3 separate regions of the Homo sapiens genome follow, and all the other regions are linked to region 1. The links are chromatin loops, found by intact Hi-C in ENCODE. Cell type or tissue: Calu3. All regions are shown on one strand.

Evidence for each region. A loop is a pair of places that touch in the nucleus more often than their neighbours do. Peaks named below come from ENCODE experiments on the same cell type or tissue, not always from the same donor. Only the 100,000 strongest peaks of a DNase experiment are listed, where the experiment ranks them.
Region 2: it touches region 1 in a loop (2.0-fold over the local background); 4 of 110 quality-filtered maps call a loop at or near these places.
Region 3: it touches region 1 in a loop (6-fold over the local background); 2 of 110 quality-filtered maps call a loop at or near these places.

The regions. Positions count from the first base shown.
Region 1 is chr3:161,911,707-161,919,706 of GRCh38, forward strand. No RefSeq gene overlaps it. Among named protein-coding and RNA genes, the nearest start is that of OTOL1, 420 kb to the left of the region's middle. In Calu3, no CTCF peak of the experiment used is centred here; a DNase peak (open chromatin) is centred at 3,205.
Region 2 is chr3:163,030,428-163,038,427 of GRCh38, forward strand. No RefSeq gene overlaps it. Among named protein-coding and RNA genes, the nearest start is that of LINC01192, 270 kb to the right of the region's middle. In Calu3, no CTCF peak of the experiment used is centred here; no DNase peak of the experiment used is centred here.
Region 3 is chr3:163,487,177-163,495,176 of GRCh38, forward strand. No RefSeq gene overlaps it. Among named protein-coding and RNA genes, the nearest start is that of LINC01192, 190 kb to the left of the region's middle. In Calu3, a CTCF peak has its summit at 3,232 (motif pointing left); a DNase peak (open chromatin) is centred at 3,235.

The DNA of each region.
Region 1 (8,000 bases):
CTTTATCATTTAAGTCCCTGGCAGTTTGGTTTTCTGTTATTTGTAGACTAAAACATTTCTAACAAATATAAGTACAGAATTCTCTAAATATCCTATCTAGAGTTTCAGCCTTTTTGTGTATATTATTATTACAACATAATTGTGAGATCCATAAGATAAGAAATATGTATTACATGATTCTGCAAAGCATGCTATCATACTGGGCAGAATCTTACACTGCATAAACTTCAGCTTTTGGGAGAACTTGATAAAGTAAAACCTTAAAGGCTAAGTATAAATTACATTAGAAACTTATAAATAAGTTATACATATGAGGAAGAGGGAGAGATGGGAGTATAATCCAATGATCTAACTCTTAGAGAACTTAGTTTTCTTCTGTGACATTTATAATGTTGAAGTATCTTTATCAGCACCTAAAATGTTGGTATCACTTTAAAACTTAGTGCCATTCACACAACTCACAAGAAGCATATGCACAATGTTGTAACATTACACCAAGGGGTTGGAGTTGCAGTAAAGATGACTATTTCTACCTGTAAATTGACTTGCTACAGGACCCCAGGCAAGGCCCTCAATCTCCCTGTCTCAGTTTACCCTGTCTGTAAGGACAGGATGATAATTCTTGCACAAAGTTTTTCTTCAGAGGGCTATTGAAGGATTATTAAAAGACCACATTGAGTGTATTGGAGAAAAAATTACTTATTTTTCAAGAATGAAGAAAAGGAGACATATTCCAAGCCTGCTTGGTGCCTTACATGGCCTTTAACAGCTTCTCAGAAAAGAGCACTCCAGGAATGGGATCAGTTACACTGATCACCATTTTCTCTACAGTGCAAAAAAAGAGGATACTATGCCCTGTTTCTAATGCTGCACTGAAAGGATCAGGTAAGAGAGAGTTGCCATCTTAGTCTTTTCTACTCATATGTGGGAAATAGAATATGATAATGAGGTGGCATGCAGAAAAAGAAGAGATTACCTAGTGATTTCATATGAAACCATCCATCCCCTTCACAATTGTTAAGTACCTAATTGAACAAAGTTCTGTAACAGGTATTTTACCAGAATAACTGTGTAGTACCACCTAGAGACTTATGGTTCAGGCCCTTATTAATTATTTTCTGAAATAGGATTCTACTGATGTCCCAATATCTCTTTATCCATTACCCTATTGCCTTCACATTGCTGCTAGATTCATCTTTTTAAGGCAGATTTTTCAAAGTCATATTATTTCCTTGTTCAAACATTTTCAATGTTTGCCCATTGCTTGTAATTTAACGACAAAATCTTACCTAAGAATTCAAGATCCTCTACAATATGATTTATATCTCCTACTCCATATACACAAATGTTGCTCTGCTTAAATTGTTCCCCTCTCTTTTGTACCCATTCTTCCCCTAACCGACCCCATTTTTTTCAACTTAAAGGGACGCTACACCAACATCAAGGCTCATGCCAAATGCCATCTCATAGAAGCTGTTTCTGATCCCCATAATACATAAAATTTCCTTAAGACTTTTTTTTTCACACGGCTCTTGTGCCATTTCATTTTATATTTTAATCATTTGGTTATCATTTTATTTCACCCTTTTGGAATGCACCCTCTTGGAAGGAAAAGACAGTGTTCTGATGATCTATTCTAGCACCTAACATATAGTGGATTATCATAAATGCTCAATTAAAAAAACTGTTAGGTTAAACTAAGCTCTAAATATTGAACTAAAACATGAATGGACATTAAAGTATTTATTTTCATTTTGGTTGATTCATAACCAGCCATGGTACAGTCATAGAAGTAGGGAGAAGGGTACTTGAGAAAAGGTGAAACATATATCCATAAGAACTCAGTGTTGCGTATACAAAGCCTCATTACTTGGAAGCTGTTCACAGCTGAACAGACATTTAGTATAATTAATCAGTACAGAGAGAGGGAGAAAAAGAGAGACAGAGGGAGACAGAGGCAGAGACAGAAAGATAATCTTAAACTAAAAACTTAACTGCTATAAGTAGGTATAATAGCCCAGATTTTTATTCTATTATTAGAAAGTTCAATATTTTGGCAAGCAAAATATTTAATAGATGAATTAAAACAATTATTCAAAATCACATAATAATAATAGCTAACACTCATTGAATTTTTCCAATGTGCCATGCTGTAGGTAAACTGCATGCATTATATCTCTTAATCTTCCAAAAAGCCCTATGAAGTAGGCATTATTTCCCCCCATTTTATAGAAAAGAAAACTGAGGTTAGGCTACCCAGTGGGTAATTAATTGAGCCAGAGTCACACCTGGGTCAGTCTTGCTCCAGAGCTCATGCTCTTCCTATTTTATTTTTATTCCCTCCCAAATGATCTATTTTCCCATCAGTTTTCCATAGCTTTTCAGTTTTAGAAATTTTCAAGTTGAGAGCCATGCTAAGGCATCTGCCTGGTGAAGACCAGGAAATGAGTCATTTTCCAGATCAGGGTGAAGTTCATAGTCCCTGTGCACCACAGACAGACCATCCTATTCATCATCTCCTGTACATTTAAGCTCCATTGCCTCCTTTTACCATAAACATTAACAAATTAGGACAATAAGGCTGGAGTTTGCAGCTTAAATTCAACCAAGAAAAAATAATTTGGGATTCTTTGTTTGCCAGATGTGCATGATAGGCTGATAATCAGGAAAAGGGAAAATTCACCATCACTGTCGGTGTGGTAGGTTTTAAAGTGTGACCTCATCATTCCATTCTGGGGATGTAAAATGTGTTCAAAGACTTATCTATAACGTCTGAAAGTATAAACCTCATAGAAAAACAAAGTTGAATTTTTTTAAAAGTGACTGGAGTATTAGAAATATTTTTAAAAATCAATCCACTTCAGCCAGGATGACATCATAATGTAATCATTGAAAGTAATTTATTAAAAATAATCTGAACAAGCCCCTCAAACTGACTTCTAGTTCCCATTTTAAAGGAGATAAATTGGGACCTGGAGCTGCTACGTTAAATATTCAGCCAGATAAGAAGTGTGTTTGCTTTGTGACAGACCCCTTGAAATGGGGTTTGTTAAAATGAATGCACTGCATTCACAGAAACAGAAGCGCTTCTGGGTCCTGCTGGCAATAAATCCAGCAATTCGATTTTACTTGGATGTTTATCATCTCTCTCCTTCTGTGCACCGCAATGCGAAGGGGGAGGGGAGACGGCTGTAGTTCAGCTTACAGGCTGCTGGTGTCATCCCATTACCACAGAATGAAGATGGTGCATGGCGTGTTGCTATTCAAGCATTTAATACATTAGTCTGTAATTTTTGTCTTGGAGGTAATGAGGCCTGACAGCTTCGGCTGGTGCATGATAACAAACCCACACTGGTATCTTTCAAATTCTTCGTTGCCAAATTCATAAAGGAAGAAATGACTTTTGCAAGATGACAGTAAACATGCTTCATTTTATAAGACATTGTGGTTAACAACCTGAAACAATGAAGTATTTTTTTTGAGCTATAGCTAAACTAATTTGAGCTATATTAAAAGTGCTGATGTGGATGCCAAGCCATTGCTTTTTTTGCTTTTGTTTTTGGCTTGTTTTCTTTTTGGTTAGGGGGAGGAAACTCAGGAAAACATACACAGCTTAATTCTCAGAGTTTGACAATGGTCATAATAATGATGGTAATAAAGAGTTCTGCCAATAGTTCCCTCCCTAGGGCCTTATCTTGAAAAATAAAAAGAAATCAAGCAAGATGGGTTCTTAGAAAGGCTGGGATTGCCGCACAGCGTTGTCACTTCAGTACACAGATCAGCTGCCGTGGAAGACAGGAGACAGACTGCTGATGAGCACCTCAGTGGAGTATCATGGCTTTTCAGTGACAGTGAAGTGCAAACGGGCTTTCAGGCAACTGAGAAATCTTTGGAAAAAATTTGTTTTAACACCCTCTGACAACTGGTTTTTAAGCATAATCATTGGAAGAAACCCATTGCAGGAATCATTTTTAGTTGAAATTAGCTGACAAATCCAAGGCTCATGGGGAGTAACTGGCATTTGAATTGTGGAGTCTTGCCAAATGCAATAAGAAACACATTTACTAGGAGTAAATATTCCTGTACCCCATCAACCAGGGTTAAAGAAGGGGCCCACTGTTCAGACACACACTTTTCTCTTTTTGAAAGCTCTGTTGAATCCTAAATGCAAAGTTCTAAAAAAGAAGACCGGAATAGAAATAATGAACAAAGGCAGGTCTAAGAGGAATGACATTACCAGTTCAAACAATAAAATTGTTCCCTCTGTTTAGAATAAAGCCATGCTATAGAGATGTGAAAAATTTGGAGATGAGAGAAAAGATGCATTGATTTGAGTATCTGTATTTGTAGGTACAAAAAGTTATTCATTGTGTTTTATTTAGCACTAATAATATAAATTAATTCTTGCTGATAATTATTTTTAAGAAAGAAGGATTAATAACTTTAAAATTTTAAATTGAATTGAACAATCCTGGCATTATAACTGCTTTTTAAAGATAATCAGATTCCTGTAAGTTTATAAGCTAGAAGTCCTTAGAAAGAAAATAGGGAAATCAATCTAGTCATCTAAGCAAAAGATTGTATAACAAGTGGGTACATTTTTCTAATAGAAAATACATTTGAAAAAGATGGCTTTCTACTTAATCACATCTTTCTTTACTGCAGATAGATTGTCTCCTTCAGAACTGTAAATGTTTTAGAGGATATCACTTGATGCAGCAGACAAAGAAATGTCCTAAAATGTTTCTAGGAAATATAAAAGCGTTCACATAAAATGAATAAGACTTTATGCTCAAGAACAATTATTAAATGTAGCAGTAGGCCAAACATTTTCATACTGTTATTTCCAAAATCTTAGCCTTCAAGAATCCAAATGGAAAGTCATCATACCATAGACTCTGAGATTTTAAGCAAACTTTTATTTTGGCCTTACTTTCCTTATATTAAATAAGCACAAGCATTTTTAAGTAATCTTTTATATTTTTCCTAAATGTTCACCATAGCATAGACAGTTCACCTTGCACAAATGCATAGCTTTACTTAAAAGTTGTATTCATAGTTGAGTTTATTTTGTGTGATCGTGTTTGAAGGCAACTTGAAAGCAGATGTGAGGACCTACTTTTCCTCTTCTGAGACACTGCTGTGACTCAAAATGCTATGGACCTCTTCCAGTAGTCTATAAGAAGGATTCCAAGACAGCCAAGGGAGTACCTAATAGGAGCACATGCACAGTCAGACTTGCAGGAGGATGCGGTAGGTTTTCAAGTTGACCTAGATAGTCTAGGGAAGACTAATGCCATGCTTCATCATCACAAAGACACAGAGAATGGTCTTTGAGTTGCATTTTTCTCCATTTACTAATAAGTAAATGTAAAGTTGGAATAAGACTGATATATAATTTCCATACCTCAGTTATTATTTTATTCCAAAGACATTAGCAAACTGGCATGTTTATAAAGTATAATTACTATTGTGCTGAAGGGATTGGTAATTAACTTTAGGTTACTAACTTTAGGTTACTAAGTTCCTGGGAGTATAGGAGTTTATACAGAAGCTACAATTCTTAAATATTCTCAAAAGGTCTCTTGTTTTAGGTGAGAAAATGGACTAAAGCTCTTCTCAAAGGTAAGACTTTATCACATTTAAGGTAAGACAGTGTAAGTAAAATTAATAAAATTCTTGTTTTTCAATTATGATGTTGATGGATAAAAATCTTAGAACATTAATTGAGATACCATATCTGTCAGGAAGGAATTCATTTATGGGAAAAAATTGGAGACAAATTTTTAAATCATACTGATCCAGAAACCTTGGAAATATGATTATTGCATTGTTTTGAATTGAGACAGCAAGATTGTATTTTGCCAAAACCTAGAGTAGTGTCAGTGGTTGTTACTTTCATTATCAATATCCTCCATTATCCACACTTTATTCTTTCTTTATCCCTTCTTTCCTTCTGTTTCAATTCACATTTTATTCATATATACTGTGTGCCAAGCACCAGTATATATGCTAGGGATATATATACTGCTAAGTAACTATATATATGCTAGGGATATATATATATATATATATATATGAGAATATATATACATATATATAAGATATATACATATATATATATATAAATATGTATATATTTGAGCAGTATGGTCATTATACAAGCATATTATACAAGCACCAGTATATAAGCTAGAGATATATATACTGCTAAGTAAATGCTAGGGATAAGTGGTGAAATGTTAGTCATAGTTCCTTCAATCATGATATGTACAGCATGTTGGAAGGGCAGGCTGTTAACAAGTTTTAAAAAGGCGAGGCCCAGTGTGGTGACTCACACCTGTAATCCCAGCACTTTGGGAGGCCGAGGTGGGCGGATCACCCGAGGTCAGGAGTTCAAGATCAGCCTGGCCAATAGGATGAAACCCCGTCTCTACAAAAATACAAAAATGAGCCAGGCATGATGGCGGGTACCTGTAATCCCAGCTACTTGGGAGGCTGAGGCACAAGAATCACTTGAACCCAAGAGGTGGAGGTTGCAGTGAGCTGAGATCATGCCATTGCACTCCAGCCTGGGTGACAGAGTGAGACTTGTCTCCATTAAAAAAAAGAAAAAAAGTCCACTATTTCAATATTTTTCCATTTATTTGTGTTGTCTCTAATTTCTTTCAGAAATATTTTATAGTCCTGTATTTCACTTCTTTGGTTAGCTGTATCCCTAGTTATTTCATTTTCTTTGTGGCTATTTTAAGTGGGATTGTTTTCTTAATTTTACTCTCAGCCTGGACGTTGTTGGCAAGTAGAATTCTATTGATTTTTGCACATTGATTTTGTATCTTGAAACTTTGCTAAAGTCACTTACTAATTCTAGGAGCTATTTGGCCAAGTCTTTAGGATCATCTAGGTATACAATCATATCATCAGGGAAGAGAGATAGTTTGGCTTTTCCTTTTCCTCTTTGGATGCCTTTTATTTTTCTTGCCTGATTGCCCTGGCTAGGACTTCCAGTATGATGTTGAATAGGATTGGTGAGGGAAGGCATCGTTGTCTTGTTCCAATTCTCAAGGGTAATGGTTTGAGTTTTTGCCCATTCAGTATGATGTTGGCTGTGGGGTTGTCATAGATGGCTTTTATTATTTTGAGGTATGTTTCTACAATGGCCTAGTGTGTTGAGTGCTTTTTAACATGAAAAGATATTGGATTTTATCAAAAGCTTTTTCTATATCTATTGAGATGATCAAATTGGTTTTGCTTTTGATTATGTTTATGTGGTGATCACATTTATTGATTTACATATGTGGAACCAGCCTTGCATTCCAGGAATAAAGCCTACTTGATTGTGGTGGATTAACTCATGAATGGGAAGAATAAATATCATAAAAATGGTCATATTGCCCAAAGCAATTTACAGATTCAGTGCTATTTCTATCAAACCACCAAAATCATTCTTCCCAGAATTAGAAAAGACTGTGCTAAAATTCATATGGAACTAAAAAAAAAAGAGTTTGAATAGCCAAAGAAATCCTAACCAAAAAGAAAAAAAACTGGAGGCATCACACTATCTGACTTCAAAGTATGCTATAAAGCCACAGTAACTGAAACATCTTTGTACTGGTACAAAAACAGACATGCAAACCAAGCAACAGAATAGAGAACCCAGAAATAAAGCCACACACCTACAACCATCCGATCTTCAACAAGGCTGACAAAAATAAGCAATGGGGAAAGGACACCGTATTCAACAAATGGTGCTAGGATAATTGGCTAGCCATATGCAGAAGAATGAGATTGGATCCCTACATTTCACCATATAAAAAACTAACTCAAAATTAATTAAAGATTTCAATGTAAGACCTCAAACTATAAAAACCCTGGAAGACAACCTAGGAAATACTCTTCTCAATATCAGCCTTGGCAAAGAATTTTTGGCTAAGTCCCCTAAAGCAAATGCAGCAAAAGCAAAAATAGACAAGTGGGACCTGACATGATTTGGCTCCATG
Region 2 (8,000 bases), 1.1 Mb after region 1:
TATAAGAAAATATAACAATCTTGTGATAAAAACATGAAATTCCTACAGGATACAGAGCTATATCTACCATCACAGTTTCAACAGGGAGATAAAAGAAAGTTGACAGTAACTTTGAAAGGCATTTATTACTACAGCCCTGAGGATTGTAAAGCTCTTAAGTTGGCTGTGCTGAATTTAACAATGAAAGGAGTTACATGTTTGTTCTCTTTATCAGCCCCAAGGGAGTAGTATGTTTTAAAATAATATGTTATTTTATGTAAGTAAAGGTTTGGGCAGAAGTTCTACACATCTATTAAGGTGATGTTTACACATTTTTTTCTTTAGAGGAAGTGTAGAAATTCTGGGCTTCTTTTAAAGTATAAAATAAGTTGTAAAAACATCAAATCCCAATAAATCTTTAACCATACATTATTATATTTATATATTCCATGTAATTATATAGCACATGTAATCTATAAAATGTATACAATATAATTATAATCTATAGTATTACATATTAATATATATGAATATATGTATTTATATATAATAGTGACTTGTAAAACTTGCAAAACATGCTTTCTCTCCTTAGCATTGTCAAAATAAAATGGAAAATATTAGTGTACAATATTATGCTCAAAAATATTATTTTTCATAGACCATTTCAAAATCATAAACTGAAGTATGTATCTGGCAAGGAAGTATTAAGAGACACTCCAAATACTCTCCTTGGTGCGAGACACAGTCCTCTTGCCCTCATTGTCTAGTAGCAACTGAATTTCCCCTTCGTAATTTGATCACTCTATCCCTTAGAGCCCCTCCTTTTTCTGCTTGTTGGTTCGGTGGCATAGGAATGAAGAAAAGCAAAAATTCTGCAAGTATCTACTAGTGAGAGGAGCCACTTCCTCTACTATTAGATAGTAGCAGAATTCTACTCTTTGAGTTCTAGATCCACATATCCTGGATATGGGGGAGAAAGCACCGATCATAGTAGTCCCTGCTTATCAGTAGGGAATGAATTCTAAGACGCCCAGTGGATGACTGAAACCGTGGACTGTACCAAACCCTATATATGCCATTTTTCCTATACCTACATACTTATGATAAAGTTAAAATTAACACAGTAAAAAATTAGCAACAATGATAAATAATAAATACTAATAAAATAGAAAAAGTATAATGATATATGGTCATGAATGTTATGTGAATGTAGACTCTGTCTCTCTGAAAATACTGTAAGACAATGTTTGATCATGGATAACTGAAATTGCAGAAAGCAAAACCACAAATAAGGGGGCACAACTTTAATAATGCTAATTCAATATACATGTAGCAACTGCAAGACAATATCCTAGTTTTTTCAGGTAGTTATCTTCCACTTGGTACTGTAACTGAGTCTTCAGCAAGCAATTCTACCTTTCAGTTAGGTAATTGAATGTCTGTTGTTGAGGTAATGTGTAGCCTTCTTGTCTGCCACCATGGCCAGTATATTTATGCATCCATTGACCAAGCACAGGAATGACCAAGAAAAGACTTATGACATCCACAGAACATGGCATTTTGTTCACCTCATTATTAAAATCCTTCTCTGTTATGGATACTATGTGTCTCCAAACATATGGGACACAAACCTCTTCACAGTGTAGGCTTCTTCTGGAAATTTCATTATGATACTTTTTTCACTTATTACTAATCTTCCAATCCTGTTTCATCCAAACAAACCATAGTACTTCCCCTAAATCAATGCAAATCGGTGTTTCTGGTCACCTATCACATATCTATAAATTATAGTATAAATTGAAAGGTCACCTATCACTTCATACATAATAGGCCTCCAAAAGTACCCTTCAAAGTTCTGCTTACTAGAAGGATGTTCTTTCACCACTGTCCTTCAAGGTAACCTGTGAAAGTGTGTAGTGTTGTATTTGTCCACTTTCAGATGGTATCAGCATGTCAGACATAACCACATATAAATCAGGCTGAAGATTTTCTTTTCCCTCAATCAACTGTTCAAGAAGAGTACCCTAGCAGTACATAAACATGGATTTAGGCAGGGAGGGCAATGCAACAGGAGTTGGTATTGATGTGGTCTGAGCCCCCTGCTTATGCAACTTACTTATACCTTCCAGATCTACCTCTGCTTAATAGCTTATTTATCATTTTTCTTTACTAATATTTTGCTATGGCACATGCAGAAATTTATGGCTAGATGCTTGACACAATATCAATTTCATAATGAGACCTTAAGCTGCATGGTCACCTGCTGCCCTGCCTCCACAGCAGGATGTGCAAAGGGATAGAGGTGTTGGACATAGGGTTGGGGATTCATTAACAAAATGTATTATAGACATATAATGGTTACTGAGTAAATATTTCTTACTATATGATTCTAGCATATCAGCATGACTTTTATATATTAGGAAAAGTATACTTTTAAAAGATTATCAAAATGTTCAAATTTCAAATTTACGTAAAAACAAAAATATCAATATATCTTGGTTTTGTTTAAGGACCAAATAGTTAGGTCATTAACATATAAACATATCAATTTTTCCCCAGATTAAACCCATAATATTCTCCAATATTTAATGATAATTACATGTACTCTGAATAATTTTTAAAACATGGGTATTTATGGACTTGTTTAGTCATTGAATATGATGGAATAAATAACAATCTATTATTTAAATTGCTTTACTTAAATAGCTATTTTTATAGATATTAAGATTTTCTATTATTTAAACAGCTATTATTGTAGATATTGAAATTTTTAATATTTGGAAGAATAAACTACAGTAAACCCAACCATTAATCTTTTTCAAAAATTTTAATTAAGAATTTCAAAGAGAAAGTAAAAATGTCCATAAAACCATCTGATACAAATGGTCAGACTGGACCCTATAGCATAATGAATAAACTAGCATAAATAAGATATTAATAATGAAGTGCAGATATTTCAAATGTAATATAATTAAGGGAAAGGCTTCTGCAGCCTCAATACAAAACAAGTTTTCCTTGAATTTCTGAGCTCTGAGTAGTTTACTACCAAATGGTTTAAAAAGGCCAACTCAGGTGTGCAATTTTAAATTGTTTGGGAAAATAAAATAGATGGATGTTGCACTCTGTGCCATATATTTATATATATACACGTATATGAAAAAAGCATCTCAGAAATTATAAAGTACTCAAAATAATTTTACCTCATTCTCTATGATTTATGGGCAATATAGACATTCTTCTAATCAACAAGAATGCATGTGATATGGTTTGGCTGTTTCCTCATCCAAATCTCATCTTGAATTATAGTTCCCATAATCCCCACATGTCCTGGGAGGGACCTGGTGGGAGGTAATTAAATCTTGTTCATGCTGTTTTTGTGATAGTGAATAAGCCTCACAAGATCTGTTGGTTTTATAAAGGGCAGTTCCCCTGCACATGCCCTCTTGCCTACAGGCATGTAAGACATGCCTTTGCTCCTCTTTTGCTTTCTGTTGTGATTGTGAGGCCTCCTCAGCCGTGTTGAACTGTGAGTCAATTAAACCTCTTTTCTTTATAAATTACGCAGTCTGAGGAATGTCTTTAGTAGCAGCGTGAGAACGGACTGATACATCATGCCATATAAAAATTTAAACACTGTAAAAATACATCAAAACTTACTATAAAGGATGCATTTTAGAAAGAAAATTTAACTAAATGTATAGCCATTTTGATTGAGGGAGAAAGGAAAGAAAGTTATCCAGGGACCTACATTTTTACCAAACAATTCCAAATAAAGAAAATAAAAGTAGTAAGAATTTTATATTTATCTTTGTAAATCAATGAGTTTTGGAGTGGTATGGCACATGATTGACAACTAGAACCATTACTCTCCTTTATTCCAGTATTTTAAATAATTTGGGATTATATATCAAAATATGATCAGGTAATTGTTCCCAGGTCAGCAGTTGTATTTAGTCAGCTCAGGCTTTCCTAACAAAATACCACACACAGGATGGCTTAAACATAGAAATTTACTATCTCCCAGTTGTTGAGGTGAGATGTCCAAGATCAAGACGTTGATAGGTTGGACAGTCTTGGTATCTTCTGAAGCCTCTAGCTTTGCATTGCAGATGAGTCCTTCTCTCTGTGTCTCACATGGTCTTTTCTCTGTGCATATGCATCCTGGCGTCTCTTCATGTGTCTAAATGTCCTCTTCATATAAAGACACCAGTCAGATTGGTTCATGGTCCAACCTAATAGCTTCATTTTAACATTATGTCCTCGTTAAAGAATTTATATACAAATATAATCTCAATCTGAGGTACTGGGGGTTAGGGCTTCAACATACAAATTTTGGGAAGACACAATTCAGCCCATAACAACTGTGAAATTTGAAACCTCCCTCAGAAGCAAGGCTGTGGGTTGTTTGAGATTTAGGACCCAGGCGTAGAGTTGAGGAGAGGGTCAAGTTTGAAAGAGACAGGAGAGAGTGAAAAATTTGTCACCACAAATCTTTCCTGATTTCCCGTTCCTTTTTATCTTTTTGTGGCAAAATTTTATCTATATATCTTTCTATCTGTCTATCTACCATACTAAGTGTAAATATTTCTTCCCTTCTACTTTTTTCTTCTATATCTGTTCTTCCTTACCCCTTGGTTTTGCCTACTTAGGAATACAACATACAAACACACATTCAAGTCCTGTGTATACAAACATATGTTATCACTGGATGCCAAGTTTTTTTGTCTTATTTTGTTTTATTTTTTTTAAATCAAACAGAGAAAACATGGCAATACTTACTATTTAAACTGCCAAACTTTTAAAAAGCAGACTGAGATATATTCTAACAAGGAAATGTCTCATTATACTCTGGAATTGCAAAGTGTGTGAGTAAAATACCTTAGGTTTAATTTTAACTTCCTTATACCAGAAGACTTTGGAGATGAAAAGCTTATTCTTGTAGTCTGGATGAAGTTGGGTTACTTAACTTTATTTTGTAGAATCTTGCCAGGTTTTATGAAATGGGAGCACACATCTTGCTATAATCTGTAAAATATACAAGGAACCCCTGAAAATGTAGTTCATATGGACATCAAATGTTTAACCTCGATGGGTAATGCAAAGAAAAAGGTAGAATATGAACTCTTAGCCATCCATTTGTCTGACAACATGAAATATGTCTGAAAGAGGTAAGACAGCCTTTTCTAAGTCATAATTGTATGAGGGCTGATTCTTACTGAGTTGGTTCTTACTTTTCAACACATCTTAATTGAAATTGGCAGTTGGGGAGTATTCTCTGTTGATATATTAATCTTTAAAACTACTTAGAGAAATTATTTACCTTGAGAATTTATTCAAACACCTTTTATGGGAAGATGCCAAAACCTGCACTATAGAATACTAAGCAAATATAGTTTGCTCTATAGTTTGTTGAACTTAAGCATATACTGAACAGGAAGGGTTTCTTCTGGGGAGATTGTTTTCTTGTGTCAGTTTAGTTAATATTAATTTTCTATATTGTTCAATATTAATTAGACTGTAACCCAGTATATATAGTAGAGTATTAGAAACTAAGAAATGAAAAGTTAAACCTATAAAAACAGTCAAATATGGACAAGGTTTAACTTTCTGATTTCCTAGTTCAAAGTTCTAAAAAGGAGCCCTTTGTTTTCTTGCTTATCAGTAAAATCGCAAGCAAACCCTTACTTCTGTAGAATGGTCCTGCTTTTGTTGCTCTGATTTTTGCTCAGATTTATGTACATAATTTTTATAGCAGGGATGATCTCGTGATGCCCAGATTTTTGTAAGGAAAAGTAACCACAAGACTGACTCTAAACTCAAAAGACTTTTCTATTACACAGATATTACAGAAATTATCTTAATTCCTGTTTGTACTTTCAACATCTTTCAAACTGAAGCCTCCCAGAATTTCACAATTTATCAAGCACATATTGTCTATGCAAAGTGTAAAGAGGCAGTGGAATACATAAAATACATTGCCACTTTATATCTCTGGTGATACTCCTAGGAACCAGAAGAAATACGGGTTTGTCGTTTTCACTTAAATCCAGTCCATTTTCATCAGTCCTTTTTTAAAAACAAATAAAAATAAATAAATAGGGAATGCTTCATGAATTTGCATGTCATCAGTCCTTTTTAAAAGATAAGTAAATCAATTCTTCCATAAACTGTTCAAATTAAAACTACCTGTATCCTTGAAGAATGCAGTTCAGTCACTGGAGATGTTGAGAATATTTTTCTTCAGCAAAAGAAAATAATTGATTTATTTTTGGAAAATAACCTATGACTCATAATTTCTAATCATATGAAATCAATGGGTTAAATTACACAAATAATATAGTCACTTTTTTTATTTTTCCATTTTTTCCTTTCAGATATGTAAATACTAAATATAACAACTGTTTTAGAATGTAATATTTATAAACCTTGCTAACTATTGGGATACACAGAGGATTCAATTGATAACCAAAGCTGTGACACAAATATAAATAAAAATTATGCAAATTCTGACAAACAATATGTTATTTACCAGATAGGCAAAAACATATATTAGGTCTGAACATTTACATTTTAATTTTGCTTACATTTCCATTTCACATTTACAATTACACCTTGGTGAGAAGTGGAAAGTTAAATTTTTTGCCATTTAGATGTAGGACTGGAGGTGAGGAAGAATGGTTCTGGAGATGGCTACTATTCAGTCTAAGCCTTTCTGTATGGCTTAATGTTTTTGACATGTGTATTATGATAAAAATAAAAGGAAATTAACAAACCACTGAAACATAAGCATTGAACAAATATATATAAGGTGAATATAAAGCATAGATATTCAAGCCATATGTAATTTTGGAGAGAGTAGGCTTTTATGTATGAAGTCAATTTTATTGTTGTTCAGATTGTTTACATCCTCTCCCTGGAGCCTCTTTCCTAAGCACAAGTAAACCTTCTACCACATTGATGTCAATGTTGCCTGTCCAGTGAGCTTTGTTCAGTAACATATGATGGGAAGTGATGTGAAGCACTTCTGAGCAGAAGATTTAAGGGCCCAGATAATGTCTTCTTCTTCAGCCAGATTCCTCAGATGAGGACAAGACTAGGGCTTCAGCTAACTCAGAAAAGATATGTATTGTGAACCAAAAGTAAGCATTGGCTTTTGTTAAGTCACTGAGATTCTGCAGTTATTGTTCTCCCGATACTGTATAGAATAATCTGACTGTTGTATTCAGAGAGTACCTGGTTTATTATTTTTTATGTGCTTTTATTTCACTTATCATCTTTATACTTTATAGGTAATCTTGTCTTTTCTATGATTTTACATACATACACCGTCTCTAAATCCACATCTCTATCTCATACTTCTGTCTTATACATTATAATATTTTAGTTTGCCCACCCTGTCACATCCATTTCATTGTCATATATGTGTCTGCTCCATGTACAGAGGGAGATTCTTGATTGTCCTCACCTTACCAACCTCCTGCTCTTCTATCCTGTCTTTCTCATCAAAGGAAATGGCACTACTATGTGTCAAGCCCTCCAAGCTACATCTGGAGATTACTCTTTGATCCCTCTCTTTCTTTTACCTAATAAATTCAAACTATTAACATATTCTATACAATTTAACTTGAAAATATTTTGCAAATCCATTGACTTCTCTTTATATTCATGGCTGCAACTCTAGCCTAGGCTTCACAATCTTTCACTTATACTTCTGTGACAGTGTCTTCCTTTTTCCATTTTTGTTTTCCTCGATATTGTTTCCACAGTGAGCTTCTGAAATATAACTGATGAAATTACTTCTTGCTTAATAACAACAACAAACCTTCACTTTTATCTTTTATCTCTCTACATTTACACAGAACTCCAAAAGTCTCCCTCTGCCCCAAGGTTGTGCCTTATAGAACGTCTCTCAGCCCCGCTTATGCTCCTCACATCCTTGGCTCACCCTGATGCAGCCACCCTGGATTTCTCGTGGTTCTTAGAACAGGCCTACTGATTCTTTCCCAAAGCAGAGTTCTGTG
Region 3 (8,000 bases), 1.6 Mb after region 1:
TTGTCTAAGAAAGAATCTTTTAACTCAAGTAAGAAACCAATGATTTTATGTTGACATATGTTTACTCTTCAGATCATTAGCCTGAAAACGCTTTTTAGTGGGTCACACGAGCTAGTGCAAATCTACCATTAGCTCTTAAGCACTTCAGCATTTGTAAAACTGCTGAAGTGTAACATATGTTTTTATTTTCCTGTAATGAAAGGTGGAATATTTGCTAAAGAATCTTAATGCACCAACTGATGATGCAAGGATATTATAGGCTAATTCTAACTTCGGTGACTACTATAAAATAATCTTTTCATATAATACAATAAATCTAGTGTTATTCTTACAGAAAACAATTGCTTGCCACCAACTTCAAACAGTATTCAAATATTAATAACAAATGCATTGGAGGGTGTATCATTTAAAGTAAAAATATTAAACTTCAAATTACTGTTCTTCAAATAAAACGTAGATTATAGAATCTATTTCTATAATACAAAGGCCAAAAGACTATTAATCCAGCCTCTCATGTTAGGAAATGTTAGCATTTACAAATGCAAAAAGGATTTTGTTATCTTAATTCACTCATCTCCGAGTGAGTTGGTGTATTTAAATGAGCATAACTCTGGGAAATATCTTATTTTTCACAGAATGAATATTAAAAGTACATAATGCCATACATATAACACTGATAAAACAGATTATTTATTTTTTTATTTTTTTGAGATGGAGTCTTGCTCTGTCGCCCAGGCTGGAGTGCAGTGGCGTGATCTCGGCTCACTGTAAGCTCCGCCTCCCAGGTTCACGTCATTCTCCTGCCTCAGCCTCCCGAGTAGCTGGGACTACAGGTGCCCGCCACCACACCGGGCTATTTTTTGTATTTTTAGTAGAGACAGGGTTTCACCGTGTTAGCCAGGATGGTCTCGAACTCCTGACCTCGTGATCTGCCCGCCTCAGCCTCCCAGAGTGCTGGCATTACAGGTGTGAACCACCATGCCAGGTCTGATAAAATGGATTCTTAAGACATGAACTTATAATTTTATAACAGTCTTAATTATTTTGAATGCAAGGTATTGAACTGAAATGTTATCTAATATATATGTGGTATCAGTTTGGAAAGGATGCTAGAATCTCTCATAAGAAAGATAAAAGGATAAATCTTAGTGAAGAACATGGAGAGAGCTACTCTTCAATGAAAATGGATACCATGAAATTGAAAACCATCAGAGCTCTCTCTTCTTGTTTAAATCTCTGCTTTTTTTCAACACGGTTGTATTAGTCCATTTTCATATTGCTATAAAGACATTCCTAAGACCAGATAATTTATGGAGAAAAGCTGTTTAATTAACTCACATTTCTGCACGCTATACTAGTGGCATGGCTGGGATGGCAGGGTAGGCCTCAGGAAACTTATAATCATGGAAGACGGCAAAAGGAAAGTAGGCACATCTTCATATGGAAGAGCAGGAGAAAGAGGAAGAAGGGGGAAGTGCTACACACTTTTAAACAACCAAATCTCATGAGAACTCAGTCACTATCACAAGAGCAGCAAGGGAGAAATCCACCTCCTTGATCCATTTGCCTCCTACCGTGGCCCTCCCCCAACACTGGGGATTACAATTTGACATGAGATTTGGGTGGGAACCCAGAGCCAAACTATATCAATGGTTGTTTTATTTGTTTCCATTACAGGTGAAGTTTTTATAAATATGTGTGATAATGACAAACTAAATGGTCTGAACTTCACATATACCTATTCCTTAAAGGAAGTTTTTTAATATATTGATTTAAATAATCCAGGAATGCTTTTAGTTAGTGTCTAGATTTTATTAAAATAGATGAGATTTTTAAGAATATGGTAACACCTATTTGATATATATGCTGTCAGTGACAGGAGAAAAATTTTACCAAAAGGACAGTTTTCATGCCAGTATTCATGAGGAAGTTTGACCAGACAAAACAATGTAAGTGGCCTACAATATTCTGACACAACAACCCTAAACCTTAATCTCAAAATCACCAAATATTCCTAATTTACATTTTTCTTTTTTGTACTAACAGATAGCTTAAGATGGTAACTTCATTTTGTTACTAATAATTTATTGATTATATGGGAGAAATAAAATGTTTATCTTCACTAAGAAATCAGAAAATATACTTTGGTCATGGAGAAATATAGATATAGATAAAATGTTTATATTTTGTGAACATAATTCTTTTCAAAAATTGTCATATTTTACTTTCCTTTCACAACATCATAATTCCTCACGGAAAAAAAAATGTATATGGAATGAATAAACTACTTCACAGAATCTGTTGACAAATTTAGGTATATATTTGTGATATTAATTGAAAAAACATAGCAGTGCCTGCTGAAAGTGGTCACTATGTTTATTTTTTGTCAAAAATATTTGAGTTGCCTTAGAAAATTATAAAGTTCAAATACAAAAGATAAGAATTTTTTTCTTTTATTCCTAATATGGTTCAAGTTTATCCTTAAATAACAATAGAAAACTGAAAGCATTAATAGATGACAATAACCATATGTAATGGTGGAAAATCAGCAGGGAGAACTCTCATGCTCAATAATATATATGTCTGAATATCTATCTCTATATATTTTTAGAGACAGGGTCTCACTCTGTGACCCAGGCTAGTGTGTATTGACACAATCACACCTCACTATAAACTCGAAATCCAGGACCCAAAAGATCCTCTCACCTAAGCCTCCTAAAATCCTAAGATTACAAACATGAGCCACCATGTCCGGCCTAATGTATATTTTTGGGTTATATCTGAATTAGACCTATTTGGTTGTCATTGCAAGAGGGTTTCTTTTTTTACAAGATTATTTATCTGATGATGAATCAAAGTGTAATGTATGGTAATAAGTCATAGTGCTAGGACCTAAGTGATGCAGGATTTCTCTAGGGCCCTTTGCCGGAATCATGAAAGGAGCGCCCCAACTATTCAGCCCACTGTGCTCAACCCTTTGTGGGAGGGAGCACATGAGTGAGCAAGTGCAGAATCTGGCCAGCTGCTCCAGGCACTGACACAGGAGCACACTCCATGTGGGGCCTGTGGCCTGATCAGCCATGTGGTCTTGAGGAGAACATAGCAGTGCCCAGGTGAGGATGCCCACAACCCTGAAGCCCCAGAGCAGGTGTTACAGTGCTCCTTTAGTTCAAGCATCCACAGATGGCAGTGTATTATTAGCTGCTGAGTTGGCTCCTTGCCTCATCATGTGGGTTGGCTGCCCTCTGCTGGTGAGGGCAAAGGACTGGTGTGACAGCCTTTCTGGGTATCAGCACTTGGTGGGTTCTGAGCTCTTGCCCTGTGTCCAAGAAGAATGAGGTCACATGGATGATTAAAGGATGGTGAAGGTGGAGACTTTTATTGAGTGATGAAATGGCTCTCAGCAGAGAGGGGAGCTGGAGAGGGGACAGGAAGGGAAGGTCGTCTTTCCTAAAGTCAGGTTGTCTCTTCCCTGAAGTCAGGCCATCTCCTTCTCTACTAACTGAGTCTGGGATCTTTATAAGCACAGGATGGTGAGTGCATGGAGATTGGTTTGTGAGTATGCAGAAAAGGTTAAAGCAAAGACACTACTCAAAGATTGGCATGACAGTATAGAAAACCAATAAGAAAAGGGCAAGTATATTTAAAATAGGTGAAGGGTGGGGGTCAATCAGAAAAAAGCAATGCTAAACAGGAAGACAAGTTCTCAGTCCAGTCCAAGGATTTAACTTGTAGCTTGGTTTTCAGGCTTTAAAGTTTTTTGGTTTGGAGTTGGGGTTTCACCAAGTACCCGCACCTATCTGCCTGGGCATTTGGCTGCCTCCTGTCTCTATCATAAAGGCATATAAATATTAACACATACGTATTTGTTTTACGATTTAATTTTTAATTTTATGGGTATATTGTAGGTGTATATATTTATAAAGTACCTGATATGTTTTTATACAGGCACGCAATGCATAATAATCACATTATGGGAAATGGCATATACATTCCCTCAAGTATTTATCCTTTGTGCTACAAACAATCCAACTGTACTCTTTTAATTATTTTAAAAGGTACAATTAACACATTTTGATTATAGTCACCTTGTTGTGCTATCAAATACTAAGTCTCATTCATTCTTTCTAACTATTTTTTTTTGTACCTGTTAACCTTCCAAAACCCACCTTGCTCCAGTTAACCTTACCAGCATCTGGTAACCATCATTTTACTCTCTGTTTGTATGAGTTAAATTATTTTGATTTTTAGATTCCCCAAATAAGTGAGAACATGCAATATTTGTCTTTCTGTGTCTGGCTTATTTCACTTAACATAATGACTTCCAGTTCCACCCATGTTGTTGCAAACGACAGAATCTCATTTTTTATGGTTGAACAGTACTGTATTGTGTATATCTACCACACTTTCTTTCTTTATTCATCTGTTAGTGAACACTTAGGTTGCTTCCAAATTTTTGCAATTGTGAACAGTGCTGCAACAAACTTGGGAGTGCTAATATCTCTTCAAAATATTGATTTCCTTTCTTTTGAGTATATACCCAGGAGTGAAATTCCTGGATCATATCATTGCTTTATTTTTAGTTTTTTAACTAACTTCCAAACTGTTCTCCATAGTTGTTGTACTAATTTACACTCCCATCAGCACTGTACAAGCTTTCCTTTTTCTCCACATTCTCACCAGCATTTGTCATTGCCTGTCTTTTGTATAGAGTCCATTTTAACTGGGTGAGATGGTATCACATTGTAGTTTGATATACACTACTCTGATGATGAATGATGTTGAGCACATTTTCGTATGCCTGTTTCTCATTTGCACATCTTGTTTTGAGAAATGGCTATTCAAATATTTTACCATTTTTAAATTGGATTATGATATTTCTTTCCTATACAGCTTCTTGAGCTCCTCATATACTCTGGTTATTAATCCCTCATCAAATGGGTAGTTTGCAAATATTTCCTCCCATTCTGTGGGTTGTCTCTTCCCTTTATTGTTTCTTTTGCTGTGCAGAAGCTTTTTAACTTGATGTGATCCCATTTGTCAATTTTTACTTTGATTGCCTGTGCTTGTGTGGTATTACTCAGGAAATTTTTGCCAAGACTAAAATTTTTCCTGGAGAGTTTCTCCATTTTGTGTGTGTGTGTGTGTGTGTGTGTGTGTTGTAGTAGTTCCATAGTTTGAGGTCTTAGATTTAAGTCTTTAATCCATGCTGATTTGATTTTTCTATATGTACTTTCAGTCTTTTGCCTGTGGATATACAGTATTCTCAGCACCATTTATTGAAGAGACTGTCTTTTCACCAGTGTGTGTTCTTGGCACCTTTGTCAAAAATGAGTTCATTGTAGCGGTGTAACACATACCTGTTTCCCTTTGAATCCTCTCAGCAATGTGAGGATTGTAAAATAAACTCCCTCTTAATGTTTGGATAGCACTTACTTTGAGTCAACCCCCAACACACACACTTATTTACTTAAAACTCTTCTTCTCAGAATCATTCTTTCCAGAATTCCTTTTACTTAATATTTCCAAAAACTCAAGGGTTATTAATCTGTTCTGTTTAGTCACTGGCATGCCCATCACTCTGCCCATTTGCTTCAAGGGTACTGGTGCAGGTGTTCTTAGTTTCTAGCGATTCCTGAAATTCTGAAGAATACCACTTTCCCCAGTACTAAACTCACATGTGGATCCTTGATCTTTAGAGTGGAATTCTTCCAGGTTATATTTCTGTGGGCCTTTCAACCTATAATGACACAATTAGTCTGGCACAGAACACCTTGTGTAAAATCTGCACTTTGGCTGAAACTACACTTCCTTTTTAACAATAAAGACTGGCCTCTTATTGCATACCTTATCTCAATGTCTGTGTGGTTTTTTCTAGATGACAGATTGTTCAGGCCTACATCAGTCTATGAACATTTTCAGATTATTTGAACAGCAATGGTAAATGCATAACTTCCTTTTCTGTCAGATACTACTATGAACCATGCAATTAGATCAACAAGTGGTATAAAGTTAGTGGCAACAGAAATCGCTCACCTCTAACTGTACTCTGGTTCTCTTCATAATTTCCTCACATGGTAAATATCCCTAACTGCCTCCAATAGGTAAATGAATAAATAAACTCTTGTATACAGAAGAATGCTATTCTGCACTAAAAAAGAAATAGTTTTAGTACACCTAGTGTTTTGGATGTATCTCAAAGGAATTTTGCTGAGTAAAAGATGTCAGTCACAAAAGTTACATATCTTATTTTCCTATTATTCAACATTCTCAAAAAGCCAAAATTATAATGACAGAGATCAGAAAAGTGGTTGCAAGAGGACAGGGTTGAAGGGATAGCATAATAGAGTTATTAATGATGAATGAATTGTTCTGTGTCCTGATTGTGGCAGTTCTAATACCAAGGTATCTAAATGCTAAAATTCAGTAATAAATTCAACCAAAAAGAAACTTGAGTTTCATAATGTGAAAATATTTAGAAAAGAATAATGAAAGAGAACACAGTTGAGAGGAAACAAATAAACAAAAAAATCCCCCAGAAAGTTTAAAATAATAATAAAGTCATTAAAATTAATGACCTTACATTTATAGAAACAAGAGATGTGTCAGATTTATCATTAATCTGGGGATAATAAAGGCTGAATCTTATACAATTTTTTTGATTAGAAAGTGAAGAGAATTATTTGCATTCCTTTTAAAGCACTTGATAATACCTAGAAAAATTTCTTTGTGCCAATTTCTGATGGTAAATATTTTTATATGTGCTTCTGTAGATCATTCACTGATAACCACAGAAACACTGACAGTAAAAAGCAATTTTGGCCAAGCACAGTGGCTCACGCCTGTGATCCCAGCACTTTGGGAGGCTGAGGCGGGTGGATCATGAGGTCAGGCATTTGAGACCAGCCTGGCCAACATAGTGAAACTCTGTCTCTACTAAAAATACAAAAAATCAGCTGGGCATGGTGATGGGTGCCTGTAATCCCAGCTACTTGGGCGCCTGTAATCCCAGCTACCCGGGAGGCTGAGGCAGGAGAATGCTGAGGTGGTGGTTGCAGTGGGCTGAGATCGAGCCACTGCACTCCAGCCTAGGCAACAGTATGAGACTCCGTCTCAAAAAAATAATAATAATAATAATTAGTAATGAATGTTCTAATTTTATATTTATACTCACATTTTATTCTTATACAAATGCCTTGACTCAGGTCTATTCATGTCTGTGTTACAAAGAAATATGAAGAGATTTTATTCATAATCACCCCAATCACCCATTTTAAATAATTGATTTAGGACTAATATAGGCAGATAATATAAATATTTTGTGTCTGTGTAGCTGTTTTTATTACATTTGGCTGTAATTTATGATACCTTGATGCAGCTGTTTTGTACTAAGTGTAAATTAGTTTCAGATAACATATTCTTTCAAGAAATGTCATCTTACGTGCCAAAGACAAACACTGTGCAAAATAATTTACCTTCTCTAGGTAAATGGTAGTATCTCCATAAGTATCAGAATTAACTTCCATGAAGAGTTCAATGATGATGACAGTATTAGTAATAATATTTATAGCTAAGATTAGTTTTGATGCTATTGGATGCTACTTTGTGTTTCGGTTTTTGTTACAGTACATTCTCACAACAGTTTTATGGTTTATTAATATTTCCCTTTTGTAAAAGGAAATATGAGCTACGGAGGGTTAAAGCTCTCAGGGTTTCACACATTGTCAATGTGTACCCAAAACATTAATCTAGGCTTTCTTATTCACACTTGAATAATTTCTAAACTAGTTTCCTGAACTTGGTTCTTAAATACCTATTTCAAACTAACTAAACTTTGAACATAAAGTAATGCCTCCACTTACAGTGTTAAATCTCTTGATTTATTTTTACACTGTTAATTCATTTCATACAGATGTCTATTTTTTCCTTTAAATATATATATATATTCCATATCATTCAGAATGTTCTGGGGTCTCTGCTTATTGATTTTGTAATTAGTT